2 separate regions of the Mus musculus genome follow, and region 2 is linked to region 1. A link is a loop called in an ENCODE intact Hi-C map of the cell type or tissue named here. Cell type or tissue: left cerebral cortex. All regions are shown on one strand.

Region 1 (2,500 bases):
CGTTGAGGGGTAACATGAAATACCTGTTAGGTCTGGCACAACTTGGCACTCTCACAGACGGCGCATGTTGCGCGTGGCAGAGGCAGAAAATGCGCACGTGACAAATAAAGGGAAATCAATAGTAACTTTGCCAAGAGTCGGACGACCATCAGACCTAACAGCGATGCAACTTAAGAGCCGAGAAACTGAGGAGCAAAGCCAATTTAAATTAAGGGACTTTAGGATTCCTAGCCGATACATTAACTACTGGCAGGGTTTGGGGAGGCGAATCTCTAACAAACAGCAGTTCGGCTTCCACTTCCCTAAATACAGGAAATTCAGCCCTCAAAAATACCCGGGAATCTCCTTTCCCTTTTACGTCTTACCCCTTCGTAGCTTTGATAGAGTTCATCGCTGTCGCCGGTAACTCACATGGGTCAGGAACGGAAACCAAAGAGAGAGCAAGCTCCTTGCCTGCCGCAAAGCAAATTTTGCTTCCGCTAATCACGCGCGACAACGCGCGTCATTTCCGCCCAGGGGGAGGCTTGCAAAGTATTGTAGGCGCTCCAGGATTGGTCGATGGAAAAGCCGGCTGCCTGCCAGTTGGTCCGCACTGCCGGTGGGTGGGACTTGCCGGTCCCCATTCTTCTGAGAGGTTTTTATTTAGGTTGGCGGTATTGGTTCCCTGGCATTCGGTTTTCTTGCGGTCCGAGATTAGTGTGGTGAGGGCGAGGGTGCTGCGCTGTCAGGGACGGAGCTAAAACCAAAACCAATCAAACCAAAACAAAGCCTCCAGGGCCAGGCCCCGTTGGACTCTGTCGCACAGCTCTGGACTGGCCAGCCCCAGACTGTGTTGGACTCCTGCCAGATCAAGGGGACGGGAACGTAGCAAGTTTCTATCCATCTGAAGAGAAATTCTTTTTGAGCCGGTGTACCTGTGATTACAGCTCATTGTCCCCTTTTCCTATACAAGAAAATGTCACTCGAGAATGTGTTATGAGGCAGAAAGATCTCTTCTTGCTCCATCCGGTGCAACATAGTAGGACCCATACACACATGCACGCACACACAATCTTATTTTATCCGGTCCATAGCTCACTAGTAAACTGCTTGCAGCACAGGCATGAGGCTGCAGTTTCTCAACTCTTGCTTTTTTTTTTTTTTTTTTTTTTTTCTTGTTTGAGACAGGCTAGCCTTAAATTGGTGATCCTCTTGCTTTAGCACCCGACCTGCTGAGATTACATGCTTTTGTGGTACCACGTCTGGCATAATTTGTAAATAATAAACCTATCTATGTGTGTGAGTGCATTTGCGTGTGCGTGCGCGTGTGTGTGTGCGCGCGCGTGTGTACGCATGCCATTGCACACGCGGAAATCAGGACAACCTGTAGGAATTCCTTTCACCATCTGGCTGCAGGGGATTAAATTTAGGTTGTCAGGGTTGGGGGGAGGGTGTCAAATGCTTTTGACCAGCCTGAGACTTCTTGCATAAAAACATTATTGCCATTTCTTTTAGGTCATTTCCATTTTGTTTTCTCCAACGGTTGCACTGAAATTTCTTATGGTAATCGGCAATGCTCTAAAATTCTTAAATAAAATAATACTTTCTAGTCTTTGTGGTCCCAGAATTGAATATGGGATTTGATAGTTGTTTTTGTTTTTCATTATTCATTCAGTAAAATTTTTTTAATCATTGACTATGTGCCAGGTTTTTAGGAGTTATTGATACATTGTTGAACAAAGCAGATATTTTCTATGGTTTCATAGACACAATTTTCCAGTGGGCTTAAGGACAATTTTTTAAAAATTATTTATTTTTACTTTACATCCTGCTCACTGCTCCCCTCCCAGTCAATTTTAAATGTTGCTAAAACTCTAGCCCAGAGTTCCCTGACTGCTCTCTCCTGGTATCCTCTATGATGGTAGCTCTATGACCATCTTCTTCCATTTTCTTTCTTTCTTTTTTGTTTTTTTTGTTTTGTTTTTTGTTTTTTTGTTTTTCAAGACAGGGTTTCTCTGTGTAGCCCTGGCTGTCCTGGCACTCACTTTGTAGACCAGGCTGGCCTCGAACTCAGAAATCCGCCTGCCTCTGCCTCCCGAGTACTGGGATTAAATGTGTGCGCCACCACACCCGGCTCTTCTTCCATTTTCTTTGTTGTGTGCTTCTAATAAACTTATGCCCTAAGTGATGCTATTCCCTAGAAGCTTACTCTTGGCCCTCTATGTTTGTTCCCTATGTTCTCCCTGGGGCAAATTGCTTTTAAAACTGATATATGAACTTGAAAATCTACACTTCTAGCTTATATGTCTTTCTTAAACTATAGATTACTATCTCTGGGTGCCTTCTTTGTTCCCACAAGTACAACAGAGATGACCTTTTCCACCAGAGTTCTCTTGTATTCTTTGTTTCTGTAATTGATCAATAAATCATCCAATCAAGTTAGATATATGAGAGTCATCTTAGACTCACCATTCCTCAGCTATTCCCCACCTCTTTTACATCCTGACTCTATCAAATACCT
Region 2 (2,500 bases), 220 kb after region 1:
CAGAAGAAGCCTGGAAGCCTCAAAGGGGCATCTGGAGCCACACTGCATAGGTAAGGAATTGAGGAGCAGAATTTAAAATTGTTAACCAAAATCTCAGGTTAGGAAAATAAAAAGACACACTGCGCATACAAATCCACAGTACACAGAGGTAAGTAAGTTAACTGAGCAGCTAAAGAGCCGATGGTAATGATGTAAGAGACCATGGAACTGTATAGTACATTGCTGATGTGGGGGGACTAATGACACACTGCTCTCACGGAGGACAGCCATCTCATCTCTGTTCCCAACAATACATACACCAGGCTGTGTCCCCTGCCTCACATGGATGCTAACTCTTGTCAATGGGCCATGTTCTATGCTGCTTAGTACCGTAGCCACCAGCAATGCATATATGGCTCAAGCAAGTGAAATATGGCCAGTATGACCAAGGGACTGAAATTTTAACTTTGTTTAGAATGTGGTTATTATCTATCATATTAGAAAGCAGTATTCTAGCCACTCAGCGAAAGTCATGCACATCCCAGTAAACATGCAATAAAATATGAAAGTTTCTATTAAGTTTTGAGAGGCACTTATTTACATGTGCACAGGCTTGCTCCGTCAGGAACGGGAGCTATGTGTTTCCTAATAGTGACTCTGTGAGGGCTTCTCACTTTGTACAGTGCCTTCAGACACATGATCTCATTTGTCCCTATAGCACCATGGAGTGGGAAGAGCAGAGATTATCCTTGCCTAAGATCCAGTAAGTGTAGGTAAGGGCAGTGATGGCCTACAGCAGCTACATCTAGAAGACAATGTTTCTCGTTCTCACTGAACTGTTCTTTCCTGTAGGAGAGGGGAAAAAAGAGTGACATTCTACCCATGCTGGCTGTTCATATTCAGGGTCCCTCAGGTGAAGAGAGATTCTTCCTGGTTCCTCTTCTATTCAATATGGCCAGTTGGACCGCAGACGACCATCAAGAACCCCACCTTATTCCCATCTGACTCCCTTGACTTATTTGAATAGTTACTCTTATATTCAGAATCATATATTCTGAAGCCCGTTAGCTCTGAGGCTGTGTTCTGGGCCTGGAGCTGCATATATATATATATAAAAGGTCACTTTCTTGTGGACAGTTTTGGCAGAGAGACTGATAAATGTATGTATTGGAACGTTGTAACATTTCAAAGATATTTCATACTAATATAGCATACCATTTCACATCTTCTGCGGTACAGAGAAACCCTGTCCAATGTACCTTTTGTGTACATTTGGATGTACACATGGAGCAAACTGCCTGGCTTGCTGCAAGGTGGGAACACCTTTTGATTTAGTCTTTTAATATGTGTTGAGTGCCACCTATGTGCAGAGAATGATATTGGGGACTTTGGAGAGACCTGGAAGATTGGGACCGTTAGGGTCCTGTCTTAAAGAGTTCCCAATCTGGTGCATTTCTTTGGGGGAATCCCAGGCTGTAAAAGGAGCTAAGCATCTAGAGTAGAAAGGCAAATGACTCCAGGCCCTCTTATAATAGGGAATCCCAGTTGAGTGTAAAAGAAATCCAGCTGAGTTTGGAAGGAGCTGGGAGGATCCTCCCTACAACGAGACAAAACTAAGTTGGGGTCAGCTCCAAGCAGCAAGAAGGGGAACATGGTAGAACCTGCAGAATGCCTCCCCACAGTAAAGAGGAACCAGGGGGTAGCATCTCAGGTTGGGCAGGGACAGAACGGTGGCCTTTAGATTGGGTGGGATATTGAGGTTTTGCTGTATGCATAAAGAGCTTGGTCACCGAGCCCACCAGTCCAGGTAGAAGGTACTCGCTAGGGGACAGCAGGAGATATGAATGGTGGTTACCTAAGTTTTATGCACAACCTAGGCAATCACCCCCAATTCTAATTCAGTTGAAGATGCAGAGGAAAAAGGCGGAGTAGGGGAGGTCTTGAGCAAACCCATACTTGCGAATGCAGTGTCAAGGAAAGAAAAAAAAACATAGTTAGATTCGGAAATGGAGGGAGGGTGTTGTGGGCAGCCCAAATAGGGTCCTTCTGCAAACGCCCAGGTATCCTGACAGCTGTTAAGGAAACCCAGGTGAGAAAGGGTTAAGAGTGCCCCTCACTGTTTCAAATGGTTTACGTGTTTGAAATCCTTCAGGTCTCTACAAACCCTCTGGACCCCGGCCAGGCAGGCATTGTCCGGGGAGCAGTTGTGGGTTGTCCGAGCAGCCGCTCGGCCTTTGTTGTGGGGCCACCTCTGGGTTCTCTCTCGCGCCCTGGATAGGGCTGCAGCATGCTTCCCGGGAGGGGGGCGGTGCGGGAGGCTCACTCCCTCTCCCTCTTCCTGCCTCTCTTCCCCCCCCCCCCAACCCCCCCGCCTCCTAATGACCACATGACCAAGTGGGCTCGCGGCCAAACCACAAGCTACAAAATGCAGACCCCGAAGTGAGCAGGGAAGCATTCTCTCTAACAGCCTGGACCAACGGGTAGTTGGGAGTCGCGGGCAGAGCAGCGTCAGCCACTTAGA

The links. Peaks named below come from ENCODE experiments on the same cell type or tissue, not always from the same donor. Only the 100,000 strongest peaks of a DNase experiment are listed, where the experiment ranks them.
Region 2: a loop joins it to region 1, with 2.2 times the contacts of the local background. A loop is called at or near these places in 2 of 42 quality-filtered maps.

What each region holds. Positions count from the first base shown.
Region 1 is chrX:48,254,834-48,257,333 of GRCm38, reverse strand. It overlaps Utp14a (UTP14A small subunit processome component), which reads right to left and starts at 400. Exons shown (of 15, transcript NM_028276.1): 1 at 366-400. The coding sequence starts at 391. Gm39511 (a long non-coding RNA gene) reads left to right here and starts at 542. Exons shown (of 3, transcript XR_882302.1): 1 at 542-598. In left cerebral cortex, no CTCF peak of the experiment used is centred here; DNase peaks (open chromatin) are centred at 540 and 1,332; H3K4me3 peaks cover 1,516 bases; H3K27ac peaks cover 763 bases.
Region 2 is chrX:48,034,780-48,037,279 of GRCm38, reverse strand. Apln (apelin) reads left to right here and starts at 2,427. Exons shown (of 3, transcript NM_013912.4): 1 at 2,427-2,500. In left cerebral cortex, a CTCF peak has its summit at 1,340; a DNase peak (open chromatin) is centred at 2,488; H3K4me3 peaks cover 410 bases; H3K27ac peaks cover 61 bases.